Linked DNA regions of Homo sapiens: region 1 is linked to region 2. A link is an interaction called in ENCODE POLR2A ChIA-PET data of the cell type or tissue named here. Cell type or tissue: Panc1. All regions are shown on one strand.

What was found. ChIA-PET counts read pairs that join two places held together with the same protein. Peaks named below come from ENCODE experiments on the same cell type or tissue, not always from the same donor. Only the 100,000 strongest peaks of a DNase experiment are listed, where the experiment ranks them.
Region 1: POLR2A ChIA-PET joins it to region 2 with 11 read pairs; 2 of 35 experiments call an interaction of 5 or more read pairs at or near these places.

Annotation. Positions count from the first base shown.
Region 1 is chr1:162,181,341-162,189,340 of GRCh38, reverse strand. All of the region lies in intron 2 of NOS1AP (nitric oxide synthase 1 adaptor protein), which reads right to left. Among named protein-coding and RNA genes, the nearest start is that of MIR4654, 28 kb to the right of the region's middle. In Panc1, no CTCF peak of the experiment used is centred here; no DNase peak of the experiment used is centred here; H3K27ac peaks cover 4,337 bases.
Region 2 is chr1:162,093,309-162,101,308 of GRCh38, reverse strand. All of the region lies in intron 1 of NOS1AP (nitric oxide synthase 1 adaptor protein), which reads right to left. Among named protein-coding and RNA genes, the nearest start is that of NOS1AP, 28 kb to the right of the region's middle. In Panc1, no CTCF peak of the experiment used is centred here; no DNase peak of the experiment used is centred here; H3K27ac peaks cover 2,423 bases.

The DNA of each region.
Region 1 (8,000 bases), 88 kb before region 2:
CTAAATGAGCACCTTAAACTTTTTCCATGTTTCAAATAGATGAAGTCTGCCTAGACAGGAACACATTTTGGTTTTTTATAATGGCATTTTCAAGTGACAATTTCTGGGTAGTTATTAAGAGCTGAAATGTTCAACATATAAAAAACTGTTCTTAGACCTCCTATTGTAAGGTAAAATGACATGATACAACTATCATAACACATATACTATAATGCAAATTCAAACTTCATATACATGAAAAACACTAAAATAATCTTTTTATTTATTTATTTATTTATTTTTTCAAGATGAAGTCTCACTCTGTCGCCCAGGCTAGAGTGCAGTGGTGCAATCTCGGCTCACTGCAACCTCCGCTTCTTGGGTTCAAGTGATTCTCCTGCCTCAGCCTCCTGTGTAGCTGGGACTACAGGCCACTGTGCCCAGCTAATTTTTGTATTTTTAGAGATGGAGTTTCTAAAAATACTCCTGACCAGGTTGGCCAGGCTGGTCTCGAACTCCTGATCTCGTGATCCGCCCGCCTCGGCCTCCGAAAGTGCTGGGATTACAGGCGTGAGCCACCGTGCTCAGCCTAAAATAATCTTAACCAACTGTTCAACATTTGAAAATAAAAATAGAGACATTTATTACACTGTTATCATTCAACAAAACTCACTGCACTTCAAGGAAGGCACATAAGACCACTACACATGCAGCCCACATTCAAAGCACCTCTGTCACTTTTTCCAAAGATTCGACAGAAGCCAGCCAGATTGCCCTCTTGTGCTAATGTTGAAAAAATTTAGGCACTTTCAACATTTGCCAGAGTCGAGTTGTAGGCTGTGTGGCATATATCAGAGCCCACAAACAAGAGTGCTGCCCCTACAGTCTAAAAAATCCCATTTCAATAAAGCAAGTGATCCAGGTCTTATAAGATATTAACAACAGAGCATTAATCAAGCATTATGGAAATGGCCTATAAAGAGACAGTGTGTGAGCCCAATTCCAGCAACAGAAATATAGAGAAGAATTATCTCATTAAGCAGAAGTTTGTGGAACAGAATACTGAGTAGCTTTCCAGCAGGCCACAGATAATTTACAAAACGATTGCAAAGGGCACCATTTGCTTATACAAAATAGCATCTTTCATCTAAAAACTCCAGCATGCCATTTGACCAGAGGCTGTTTTGTTAAAGTCTTAAACATGAGAATTGGTCCCAGTTTTCAAGAGTCCAGCCACTTTCCCTACTAGGCAGATGGGAAAACAGTCAATGGGTAATTAAACTGGTTTTGGCTTTGGGCTGCTGCTAGTTTTCCTTGCTAGGAAGGGGCTTCTTCACAGTAAGATGGCAAGCCAGGGATAATGACAAGAATATGTTATACCACCACATTTTACTTGGCCCTCAGAACTCCTCAAAATGCTCTCTTATTTCTGATTGCTACATGGTCTCATGAATGTAGCTGAATCAAGCAGGAAACAGTCTGGCATCTGCCCAGCACATCACATGGCATCATAGACACAGGAAATTTTTAATCAGGACAGCAGGCAAATGTTCATGGCTCTGAACATGACTACAATTGCAAGGTCACTCTGCTTCTGATCCAGCTCAAGAATTTGCCTGAGCCCCTCATTGTCACTGACCTACATTTCCATGAACTATCTCCAACATCTTCTACTCAGCCGTTTTCACAGGTCTATAACACCTCTACACACTGGAGAGGGTGGTAGAAAGCCCAACACATCCTCATACTCAGAGGGTATAATACTGGAGGGCAGGAGGAGTCAATTTGACAATGTAAGTATCAAAAGCATTAGAATTCTCCATACCCTTGGGTGCAAAATTCTATTTAGAAATTTATTCTTAAGGAATAATTTTGAATGATTTTGTGATGTAACTACAAAGATGTTGACAGCTGTGAGAAACTAGAAACAAGCTAAATGTCAAAAAATGGGATCTGGTTAAATAAATATATGTATTAATAGAATGTAACTATACTCAGCCATTAAAAACAATGTTGTAAAGGATTATTTAAAGATGTGAAGTAATCATATAAACTATTAAGTGAATAAAGAAGATCACAAAACTTTATGCATGGTGGCTGAATGTGGTGGCTCATGCCTGTAATCCTAGCACTTTGGGAGGCCTAGGCGGGTGGATCACTTGAGCTCAGGAGTTCAAGACCAGCCTGGGCAACATGACGAAACCCCATCTTTACAAAAAATACAAAAAATTAGCCAGGTGTGATGGTGCGGCCTATAGTCCCAGCTACTTCGGGGGCTGAGGTGGGAGGATCACTTGAGCCTAGGAGGTCAAGTCTGTAGTGAGCCGAGATCAGGTCACTCCACTACAGCCTGGGTGACAAAGTGAGACCCTGTCTCAAAAAAACAAACAAATAAATAACAACAACAACAACAAAACCAACAACAAAAAAACCTTTATGCATAACATTTCATTTTTGTTAAAAGCATTCCATTTTTGCAACAATTACAATCTGAAAATCTGAAACAGTGTCAGTCTGCTCGGGTTGCTATAACGAAAGTGTCATAAACTAATGGCTTAAACAACAAACATTTACTTCTCAAGTTCTGGAGGCTGGAACATCCAAAATCAAGGTGTCAACAAACAGATCCAGTGTCTGGTGAGGGCCTGCTTCTTGGTTTGCAAATGGCAGTCTTCTCACTGTGTCCTCACACAGCCAAGAGAGTGAACTTGACTCTCTTTCACTTCTTCTAAGGACACTAATCCCATCATGAGGGCCCCACCCTCATGACCTAATCCAAGTCTAATTACCACCTCTTGATATCATCCCATTGGGGGTTAGAGTTTCAACGTATGAATTTGGGGGAGACACACTCAGTCCACCCGAAGAAGATGTGTACCAAAATACTTAATAGTAGCTATTTCTGGCCAGTGGGAGAGAGCTGGGGTTTTTTTGTTTTTTTTTGTTTTGTTTTGTTTTGTTTTTTTTCTTCATCTTTTCAAAACACTTTATACAATATATATGAGTCAGGCTTTACATTAAAAAAAACAGAAATTACTGTTTAACAATAATTAAATGCACTGTGGAAACATCTCACAGGGTTAAACACCCATCTGTGGGATGATCACAACATTCCAGAACCAAATGCAATGACATTAGGATTTCTGCCAGTGACATGCATTATAACGTGGTGCCAACCAGAATGTTGCTTCACTGAGTGTTTCTTAAGGTCTTAAATAAATGGTGCTGAATATAGATCCATCACACCAGGAATACCCCATCTTGATGCCATAATTACAAGTGTTATTTTAACATTTACAAAAAATATATAAGTAAACAAAAGTTAAGCAAAGCAACTACGAAGGAGGAGGAGAAGGAAGACTTTGCTTTTCTAACCTCCAGGCAGCATCTTATCAGGCTTAGCCCCTTCTAGGACCTCCTCCTAAAGTTTGAGAATAATCTCAGAACCTCAGTAACTCCTTATGTGACAAGGATTCAGAATTAAAATATGATTCCAGAGGAGGGAGAGTGCATACATCCTTTCTTTCTGGAATTTGCATGCATAGGGTTTTGTTTTTCCTCCACCACAAATCCTCATTCCAAATATTATAATAACATTCCTCATTATTATATTTGGCTTTAATATTGTAAGTACATATGTAAAAATGCAACTTTAGAAACTGCATTACTATCCTATAAGTGATTATAGCAACCCTAGACAGTAGGTGAGAATGCTCATTCCTACGGAATATCAGAGGTAGAAGCCTATGCAATCTGTCCTAATGCACATGGCAAGTTAATAGGAGAGCCCAGCTTTGAGGACACAGCTGCTGACTCAGCAGTCTCCTCACATTCCAGTCCTTTGCATAACTGGCTGTTCAGATAACCCCCATCAAGACTTGAGTTCTTCAAGGCATCAGATTATTGACCAAAAGGCAAACGTAATCTGTATGGCCACTGATTCTAGGAAGTAGGGCGGAATTATGTTACCACAGAATGAAACATGAGCTCACAACTAATGTCACCAAATACAGACAGTCAGTATTACAAGCTGCATCCTCCCCAAAGATGTCTACACACTAATCCCCAGAACAGTGAACATGTTACTTTACATGGCAAAAGGTACTTGGCAGGTGTGATTAAATTAAGGCCCTGCAGATGGAGAGATTATCCTGGATCAGCCACTGGTACAATGTAATCACAAGAGTCCTCAAAAGTGGAAGAGGAAGATAGAAGAGATATATCTATGGAAGAATGGTCAGAGAGATGCAATAATGCTGGCTTTGAAGATACAGGATGGGGCCACGAGCTGGGGAATACCAGCAGCCTCTTTAAGCTAGAAAAGGCAAGGAAAAGGATTATCCTCTTGGAGCTCCAGAAAGAAACAGCTGTGCCAGCATCTTGATTTTTAGCCCAGTGAGACCCATAGTGAACTTCTGATGTACACAACTATAAGATAAATGTGCTGTTTAAGTCACTAAGTTTGTGGTAATTTGTTACAGCAGCAATAGAAAATAATAAACAGACTATATTGATTATTCAACAGCTGAAATCACGGTTCTCACTGCAACACAATAAAGAGGACTACAGCTTGGATTTAATCTAACTTTCTCACTTCAGTCAGTCTCAGGGGAACTACTGGAAAACAGGGCTGCCAGGTTCTCTACAGGCATCCTATGGAGACCTTTCCCATTGTGTGGGACATGGTATTGGTGGAGGAGAAAGGATGTTAGAACGTCCCACGATGTGGTGGAAAGAGTAAAGTGCTGGAGTCAGGCTCTTCCACATACCAGATGCAATAATCCACCCAAGTCACAGTTTTCTCAGCAGTAACAATGTAAAAATACAGGCCAGGCACACGTTGTTTTAGTGCATTTCACTCTGTTGTGCTTTACAGATATTGGGGTTTTTTTGTTTGTTTGTTTTACAAATTAAAGGTTTGCGGCAACCCTGTGTCAAGCATGTCTATTAGTGCTATTCTTCTAACAGCATGTGCTCACCTCATATCTGTCACATTTTGTTAATTCACACAATATTTCATACTTTTTAATAATCATCTCTGTTATGATAATTTGTGATTAGTGATCGTTATTGTTACTATTGTAATTTTTGGAGGGCACCTTAAACTGTGCCCATATGAGACAGCAAACTTAATCCATAAATGTGTATGTGTTCTGACTGCTCCACCAACCAGCCATTCCCCCATCTCTCTCCCTCTCCTCAGGCCTCTGTATTCCCTGAGACACAATAATATTGAAATTAGGCCAATTAATAACCCTACAATGGCCCATCAGTAAAGTGGTCAAGTGAAAGGGAGAGTCTTACCTCTCTCACTTTAAACCAAAAGCTAGAAATGATTAAGCCGGGTAAGGAAGGAATGTCCAAAGCTGAGATAGGCCGAAAGCTAGGCCTCCTGTGCCAAACAGTTAGCCAAGATGTGAATGCAAAGAAAAAGTTCTTGAAGGAGATTAAAAGTGCTACTCCAGTGAACACATGCATAATAAGAAAGCAAAGCAGCCTTATGGCTGATATGGAAAAAGTTTGGACAGTCTAGATAGACAAATCAAACCAGCCACAACATTCTCCTAAGCCAAAGCCTAATCCAGAGCAAGGCTCTAACTCTTCAATTCTATAAAGGCTGAGAGAGGGAACGAAGCTGCAGAAGAAAAGTTCGAAGTTAGCAGAGGTTGGTTCATGAGGTTAAAGGAAAGAAGCTGTCTCTGTAACATAAAAATGGAAGGTGAAGTAGCAAGTGCTGATTCAGAAGCTGCAGCAAGTTATCCAGGAGATCTAGTTAAGATCATTGATGAAGGTGGCTACACTAAACAACAGATTTTCAATGTGAATGGAAGAGCCATCTATTGGAAGAAGAGGCCATCTGGGACTTTCATAGCTAGAGAAGAGAAATCAATAACTGGTTTCAAAGCTTCAAAGGACAGCTAGTGATACAGCTGGTGACTTTAAGTTAAAGCCAGTGCTCATTTACTATTTTGAAAGTCCTGGGGTCCTTAAGAATTGTGGTAAATCAAGTCTGCATGTTCTCTATAAACGGAACAACAAAGACGGCATGACAGCCCATCTCTTTACAGCATGGTTTACTGAATATTTTAAGCCCCCTGTTGAAACCTACTGCTCAGAAATATATTTCTTTCAAAATATTACTGTCATTAACAATGCACCTGGTTACCCAAGATCTCTGATGGAGATGTTCAAGGGGATGAATGTTGTTTTCATGCCTGTTAACACACCATCCATTCTGCTGCCCATGGATCAGCAGTCATTTTAACTTTCAAGTCTTATTATTTAAGAAATATATTGTGTAAGGCTACAGCTGCCATAGATAGTGACTCCTCTGAAGGACCCAAACAAAGCAAATTGAAAACCTTCTGGAAAAGATTAATCATTCTGGATGCCATTAGAACATTCATGATTCATGGAAGGAGGTCAAAACATCAACATCAACAGGAGCTTGGAAGAAGTGAATTCCAGTTCTCCAGGATGACTTTGAGGGGTTCAGACTCCAGTGGAGGAAGTAACTGCACATGTAACAGAAATAGCAAGAGAACTACGATGAGAAGTGGAGCCTGAAGATGTGACTGAATGGCTACAATTTCATAATAAAATTTTAATGAATGAGGAGTTGCTTCTTAGGGATGAGCAAATAAATTGGTTTCTTGAGATGGAATATACTCCCTGTAGACCCGCTATGAACATTGTTGAAATGGCAACAAAGATTTAGATAAACTTAGTTGATAAAGCAGTGCAGCAGAGTTTGAGAGGACTGACCCTAATTTTGAAAGAAGTTCTACTGTAATGCTATCAAATAGTGTCACACGCTACAGAGAAATATTTGGTAAAAGGAAGACTCAATCCTTGCAGCAAATTTCATTGTTGCTTTATTTTAAGAAATTGACACAGCCACCTCTACCTTCAGCATCCAGCACCCTGGTCAGTCAGTAGCCATCAACATCAAGTGTACCTTGTTTTTATATGCACTTGGAACCAAAATATTTGTGTGACTCACTTTATTGAGATACTCGTTTTATTGCAGTGGCCTGGAACCAAACCCGCAGTATCTCCAAGGTATGCCTGTACCAACTTGACAGTATTGTGACCGATTATAAGGTTCAATGACATTATGTATGAAAGTACCCTGCACAGTGACTGTCAGGAAGCAGACACTGTAAATGATGACTGTCGTAACAATTATTGTAATAATCTACCTCTTTCTGGGCCTCTGAGTAAAAAGCCATGTGACTTTGTGTTCAAATCTCTCCAGACCCTGGCTTCCTCCTCTAGTACATGAAGAAGGAAGATGGCTCTCTGACCATCTCACTGTACAGCTCTGAGGATTAAAATAACAATGTAAATAGAAGCACTGTGAAAAATACAAGCCCAATGCAAATGTCAAGTGGGACTTTTTTCAACTCTATCCAGGAATTCTCCAGAGTCCTTCATAAAGCTGGCCTTCTTAGGTCATCCCCAGAAAAGATGTTGCATACACTTGAAATCAACTCAGACCATACTCAGTGGTCTACCATGTTTCCTGTCTGATACAAGGAGAGTACTGAACAAAAATCTTTGAGCATCTGAGATACTGATGGCTTGTGAAGCCATGAATGAAATAAATTGGGCATTTTGGGCTCCATCCTACAAAGGAAGTGCCCAAATCAATCCCCTCATTCCTGGCCATCAGGAAGCATCCACTCCAGTGAGCAGTTCATGTCAACATCACCCCCTAATTCAAAAGGCCCTTGATAACTGTTATCCAGGGGGCAGCTGGTACTAGAAAAGCCCTTAAAAATAAGAACCAGAACTTCACAATAGTGAAAAAATAAGAGCTGACAGAATTAATCTTTCAAAATGAAGTAAAAATTATGCAAATAAGCTTATCTAAAATGTAAAACCTTATTTAAAATGTGAAATATTTAGATCATATTGAATTTTGCATTAATTCTTAGGCTAGACTGAGTTATTGATTTATTGTTGTAATTTTTTTCCAACATCACTACATAATAACATGACATCCTTTACTACATCTC
Region 2 (8,000 bases):
CAAGAACAGACATATAGACCAATGGAACAGAATAGAGAACTCAGAAAGAAGACCACACACTTACAACCATCTGATCTTCAACAAACCTGACAAAAACAAACAATGGGGAAAAGATTCCCTATTTAATAAATGGTGCTGGTTGAACTGGCCAGCCATATGTAGAAAACTGAAACTGGACCCCTTCCTTACACCATATAAAAAAATTAACTGAAGATGGATTAAAGACTTAAATCTAAAACTCAAAACTACAAAAACCCTAGAAGAAAATCTAGGCAACACCATTCAGGACATAGGCACAGGAAAAGGTTTCATGATGAAAAGGCCAAAAGCAATTGCAACAGAAGCAAAACTTGACAAATGGGATCTAATTAAACTAAAGAGCTTCCGCAAAGTGAAAGAAACTATCATCAGAGTAAAGAGAGAACCTAGAGAATGGGAGAAAATTTTTGCAATCTATTCATCTGACAAAGATCTAATATCCAGAGTCTATGAGGAACTTAAACAAATTTACAAGAAAAAAACAAATGACCTAATTAAAAAGTGACCAAAGGACATGAACATACACTTCTCAAAAGAAAACATACATGCAGCCATAGGCATGGGCAAGGACTTCATGTCTAAAACACCAAAAGCAATGGCAACAAAAGCCGAAATTGACAAATGGGATCTAATTAAACTAAAGAGCTTCTGCACAGCAAAAGAAAATACCATCAGAGTGAACAGGCAGCCTACAGAATGGGAGAAAATTTTTGCAACCTACTCATCTGACAAAGGGCTAATATCCAGAATCTACAATGAACTCAAACAAATTTACAAGAAAAAAACAAACAACCCCATCAAAAAGTGGGTGAGGGATATGAACAGACACTTCTCAAAAGAAGACATTTATGCAGCCAAAAAACGCATGAAAAAATGCTCATCATCACTGGCCATCAGAGAAATGCAAATCGAAACCACAATGAGATACCATCTCACACCAGTTAGAATGGCAATCATTAAAAAGTCAGGAAACAACAGGTGCTGGAGAGGATGTGGAGAAATAGGAACACTTTTACACTGTTGGTGGGACTGTAAACTAGTTCAACCATTGTGGAAGTCAGTGTGGTGATTCCTCAGGGATCTGGAACTAGAAATACCATTTGACCCAGCCATCCCATTACTGGGTATATACCCAAAGGATTATAAATCATGCTGCTATAAAGACACATGCACACGTATGCTTATTGCGGCACTATTCACAATAGCAAAGACTTGGAACCAACCCAAATGTCCAACAATGATAGACTGGATTAAGAAAATGTGGCACATATACACCATGGAATACTATGCAGCCATAAAAAATGATGAGTTCATGTCCTTTGTAGGGACATGGATGAAGCTGGAAACCATCATTCTCAGCAAACTATCGCAAGGACAAAAAACCAAACACCGCATGTTCTCACTCATAGGTGGGAATCGAAGAATGAGAACACATGGACACAGGAAGGGGAACATCACACATCGGAGACTGTTGTGGGGTCGGGGGAGTGGGGAGGGATAGCATTAGGAGATATACCTAATGCTAAATGATGAGTTAATGGGTGCAGCACACCAACATGGCACATGTATAGATATGTAACAAACCTGCACGTTGTGCACATGTACCCTAAAACTTAAAGTATGATAATAAAATTTAAAAAAAAGAAAACATACATGCAGCCAATAATCATATGAAAATAAAAAAGCTCAACATCACTGATCATTGGAAAAATACAAATCAAAACCACAATGAGATACCATCTCACACCAGTCAGAATGGCCATTATTAAAAAGTCCAAAAGTAGGCCAGGCACAGTGGCTCACACCTATAATCCCAGCACATTGGGAGGCTGAGGGTGGATCACAAGGTCAGGAAATTGAGACCATCCTGGCTAACACGGTGAAACCCCATCTCTACTAAAAATACAAGAAAAAATTAGACTGGCGTAGTGACAGGCGCCTGTAGTCCCAGCTACTCAGGAGGCTGAGGCAGGAGAATGGCGTGAACCCGCGAGGCGGAGCTTGCAGTGAGCCGAGGTCGTGCCACTGCACTGCAGCCTGGCAGAGCGAGACTCCATCTCAAAAAAAAAAAACAAAAAAAAAGTCAAAAAGTAACAGACGCTGGCAAGGTTATGGGGAAAAAGGAATGCGTTTACACTGTTAGTGAGAGTATAAATTAGTTCAGCCATTGTGGAAGGCAGTGTGGCAGTTCCTCAAAGACCTAGAGGCAGAAATACCATTCAACCCAGCAATCCCATTACTGGGTATAAACCCAAAGAGATATAAATCATTCTATTATAAGGATACATACACACATATGTTCACTGCAGCACTATTCACAGTAGCAAAGACATGGAATCAACCTAAATGCCCATCAGTGATACACTGGATAAAGAAAATGTGGTACAGATACACCATGGGATACTATGCAGCCATAAAAAGGAATGAGATCATGTCCTTTGCAGGGACATGAATGGAGTTTGAAGCCATTATCCTCAGCAAACTAACACAGGAGCAGAAAACCAAACACCACATATTCGCACTTATAAGTGAGAGCTGAAAGATGAGAACACATGGACACAAGGTGGGGAAAAACACACACTAGGGGTCTATCAGGAGTTGGGGGGAGAAAGAGCATCAGGAAGAATAGCTCGTGGATGCTAGGCTTAATACCTAGGTGATGGGATGATCTGTACAGCAAACCACCATGGTACACATTTACCTATGTAACAAACCCTGGACATCTGGCACATGTACCCCTGAATTTAAAATAAAAGTTAGAGAAAAAAAAAAAACGACACCGTTAATTGTACCAAACAAAACTGTAAGGCACCTACAAATCAATCCAACAAAAGGTAGATACAAATTTAATTAAGAAACTATCAGCCAGATGCAGTGGCTCACACCTGTAATCCCAGCACTTTGGGAGGCTGAGACTGGTAGATCACTTGAGCCCAGGAGTTCGAAACAAGCATGGGCAACATGGTGAGACCTCCTCTCTACTAAAGATACAAACAATAGCCGGGCATGGTGGTGCACGCCTGTGGTCCCAGCTACTCAGAAGGCTGAGGCAGGAAGACTGCTTGAGCCCAGGGGGCAGAGGTTGCAGTGAGCTGAGACCCCGCTACTGCACTCCAGCCTGGGTGACAGAGCAATATCCTGTCTCAAAAAAAAAAAAAAAAAAAAAAGCAAAAGAGAGAAGAAACTATTATAAATAAAAGCTTATTAAAATTCATTAATGAAGACCTAAATAAATGAAGAGATAAAGCCATATTCATGGACTAAAAGACTAAATATCATAAAGATGTCATTAATCTCAAAAATTATTCTATAAATTCAACATGATTCTGATTAAAAATCTCAACCCAAAAAGACAAATAAAGAAAAAAAACGAATAAATATAAATATACCTATTTTAAAGAACTTACTAAACTGATTCTAACATTTATATGAGAAAGCAAAGGGAGGCCCAAGAATAGCCAAGACCATAAGGTTAGGAATCATCCCGCTAGATCGCAAGACTAAAATAGAGCTATAATAATTAAGATAGAGGTTCTAAATGAAGGAGAGATCAACAGACCAATAGAACTGAATAAACCTTGAAATGGACCTCCACACATATACACTTGACACATGACAGCAACAACATGGTAAAAGTGGTGAACAGACAGAATGAAGTGCTTCAGAACCACTGGTTATCTACATAGAGAAAAAACAAAATTAGAATCTTATTTCAAACCATGCATAAAAATAAATTCCAGATGCAAATGTGAAAGGCAAACTTTAAAACCTTAGAAGATATAGAAGAACACTATTATGATCACAGATTACAGAAAATGTTGAAACAGACAAAGAAAACACAAATAAAAAGGAAAGATATACATTTTACATTTAAATCTTAAAGTTCCATACATCAGAAGATACCATAAAGACAGTGAAAACAGCAGCCACATAGTGGAAAAGACAATTGTTATACACATAACTGAGACCAGCATTTAGATAGAATGCCTATAAGTTAACAAGGAAAAGACAAAAGAACTCAGCTTAAAAATGGGCAAGAGATATGAAGAGGCAATCGCATAAGAGGGAAAAACATAATGACCAATACACATAGAAACTGATGGTTTAACTCACTAGTAATAAGGGAAATGTACTTTTTTTTTTTAATACCCAGCATACTGGCAAAAACTGTTAAGGATAACAAAACCAAGGGTTACCAGGGGTGTAGAGCACAGCAATATGAATGTATATTTTGTCAATTTATATCCCTCCAGCAATCTTACAAGTGGAAGAAACAAAGTGGAGGATGTGCTCAGCTTATGGTCCTACAATTCCACAATTAGATATATAATCTAACAAACTAGTAACTGTGCTCAAGGAGACTTGGAGATTTATACAAGAATGTTTGCTGCAGCAGTCTACAATTGTGAAAAACTAGAAACAACCTAAATGCAATCAACAGAAGAATAAATAAGTTGTGGTATATCTATACAATGGAATAAGATTCAGTAGTGAAAATGAATGAACTAATAAGGGTAAACTTCAAAAGCATATTGTTAAGTAGGAAAAAAGCAAACTTAGAATAAGCACCATATTATATCATTAAATAAAATGTAAAAACATGGCAAACAACACTGTATAATGTTATTGGATATATGCATATGTTTTTTAAAAGTATAAATATATGGGGAAAATAAAATAAATTCAAGATAGTGGTTGTTTCTTGGGAAAAAGAGAAGGAGGAGAATTAAATCAAGGAGGAGTATCCAGGGGACTTCAATTATACATATTTTTTCTTTAATCTGGGTGGCGGATACCTACATGATCTTTATATTACGTATATTTTTGTATGCCTGAAATATTTTGTAATGTTTTAAAAATCAAATTCATGTCAAGAGGCCTGATGGTGGTTCAACTGGTAAAGTTACACTGGAAGACACTGGTTTGATATGAGGGCAAAGTCACCTAACAATTAGAGCTACCTCTAAATAAATACGCTGACATGGAAAGTGAAGACTTCCCCATCATTGGAGCTCTCTGAACAGAAGCAGATGCCCTCCTGTAGAAGACACTGCAGAGGAAAGAACCATTAATGTTCCATTTACCATCCTATCTTCACTGCAGAGCCTATACTTAGGAGATGCTTGATTAATATTTGTTGAATATTGAAATTTGAAAAGCATTTACTGCAAGTCTCCTTAAATGCTAGTGGTAGAAAATTGAAAAGAATAAAAATAACCTAACAGTAACAAAATTAAGAATATTAACTTATACTCACCAACAAGGATTAAACAGGATGAATTAGAAGACAGGAGACTGGAGGAGAGCAAAAGCAAGCTCAGAGAAACTGTCTACATTGGATTTGAAGACTATCCAGTAAATTCCACATGATAAGTAGTCTTTGAAGGGTGCTTTACAGTTTATTCACGTTATTTAATCTCCACAATAATCATGCAAAGAACAGCTTTACTTCATTCTATCAGTTAAAAAACTGAAGCTGACAAAGATTAAGTGACTTGCTCAGTATCTTACAGCCAGTTGGTATCAAGGCTAGTACTAAAACGTAGGTCTCCAGACACCAAACTCCATCTTCTGTGACACAAGTAACCCCACTCACCGGATGAGGGAACCCCACATACAGGCGTGTTGGCAGTCTAATATGGTCCCTACAGAACTTAATACACAGGTAGTAGAAAAGACAATTTAACATTCTGAATTAGCTCTATCAATTACTACATTCTTTCCTTGTCTCCCAACTTCATATTCTAATGCCACAGAGTATACACACACCCAGTGCCTTAGTTGGGGTTGCTATAACAAAAATAATGCCATAGACTTGGTGGGTTAGACAATAGAAGTTTATTCCTCCCAGTTCTGAAGACTGAGAAGTCTGAGATCAAGGTGCCAGGTGATTTAGTTTCTTCCTGGTTTGCAGACAGACCTTCCTGCTATATCCTCACAGGGCAGCAAGAGAGATCATCTCTCTGTCTCACCTTATAAGGGCACTGATCCCACTCATGAGGACCACGCTATCATGACCTAGTTGCCTCCCAAAGGCCCCACCTCCAAATAGCATCACACTGGGCATTAGGGCCTCAACACAAAAATTCGGGGAGGACACAAACATTCAGACCATAGCACTCCATCTGTAAGTCACTGATCAATCCTCACTAAGAAATTTGTAGAAGATATGATGCCACAGCTCCTATAACTGTTGCCAATTGCCCACACTGGGCTATGAAAAAAGACATTTAGGTCAGACTCACATTCATGACACAAAATCCCTGCAGAACCCATAGTGGAGTGTGAGTGGACTTAAAGCCAGCTGCTCCACCCGTTACACCCCATCCCTCTTTCTAGCAACTGGAACATGTTCCCAGCAGCACTGTAAGGAGTAGAAGATGACATGTGGCTGCCTGGTGCTGGAATTAGAGCTGGAATGGACAGCGATACCTGGTTTCCACCCTCACCCACTCTTCAACAACTGGACCATGGTTTGGAAGGACCATTAACAGGACAGAAGTCAACACTTGCATCCTCTCTGCTCAATCCTAAACTAGCTGAGAGATCTTGTCTGAATCACCAAACTTACTCAAGACAGAGCTTCAACAAGTGTAAAGTCAAAAGAAAGGTGATGGTCCCTAAAATGTCCCAGAATCTGCCAAGTGTCCACTTCCCAGCCAGGTTCAGGACAGGCCCAGGGCATGCCTGCAGAACTCAGCTCAGACACTCAGCAGATGTTTATTAAACCATCCATCCATCAACATGACTGTGTTTATGGTTAGCCCTAACAAGCATGATTAGGGGCTGGTTCTCTAATTCTGTTTTACGGGTTTTGTGGGCTCCAGGGGAAGAATAAATCAAGCAGGAGTTTACTGAGTCTGACTCAGCACACACCACCAACATTTCAATCAGACCAGAGTCTGAAAAACAAGCAAATATCACTCTCCCTACCAGTCCATCTGCTGTCTTGATGAAAGATGAAAGTAAATGGAATGAAGAGCATAGGGAAGAGAACCAACCTGTGTTTATGATGCCATGAAGACCACTCCAGCACACAACAAAGTTCACTTTCAGAGTGAGGCAAGAGTGTGTAAAAGCCCCCTCCTCCTCCCAAGAGGGTAACTACTCACTCCTACCCATCAGCTGAGAGTCCAACCACACATCTGCCATTGGTGCGAGTCTATCACACAATATGCACACTGATAAATCTGGCTTTCAAGAAAGGCTAGGAAAGTTACAGACAAGCACTTACGCCTATTGAGGTCTTAATAAGTCACAGAACAACTAGGCTGCCAGAAGGAACATTAGAATCCATCTTCTTGGTCAAAATCATTAGAAACATAAGTCCTAGAGGACGGAAAATTGTATTGTGGGCCCTGTTCACATTGACTAACTGCTTTGTACTGTTGCTTAATTTTTTTCAGTAATGTCCACAGGCCAGGCACAGTGGCTCATGCCTGTAATCCCAACACTTTGGGAGGCCAAAGTGGGAGGATCACCTGGACCCAAGAGTTCAAGACCAGCCTGGGCAATATAGTGAGACCTCGATTCCACTAAAAATAAAAAGTTAGCCAGGGTGGTGGTGCATGCCTGTGGTCCCAGCTATTCAGGAGGCTGAGGCAAGAAGATCACTTGAGCCCAGGAGTTCAAAGCTGCAGTGAGCCATGATCATGCCACACCACTCCAGCCTGGGCAACAAAGTGAGATAGCGGCAAAAAAAAATAAAATAAAATAAAGCGCCATAGTATCTCTTCCACTAAACTGTATGTAGCCTGAGAGAGAGACAAAATATCTAACACATACCTACCTAATGTCCTCGCCACCAAAAATACTGCCTGAATATGAAAAGCACTCTATTCACACCTGTTACCAAAATAATTCTAAAAAGTCCACAGGGTATACCAAGCTTGTGCAACACCATATCTACATCACATGACCCTTGCAGCCAACACTGTCTTGTTCAAGTTTATGTCCCTAAC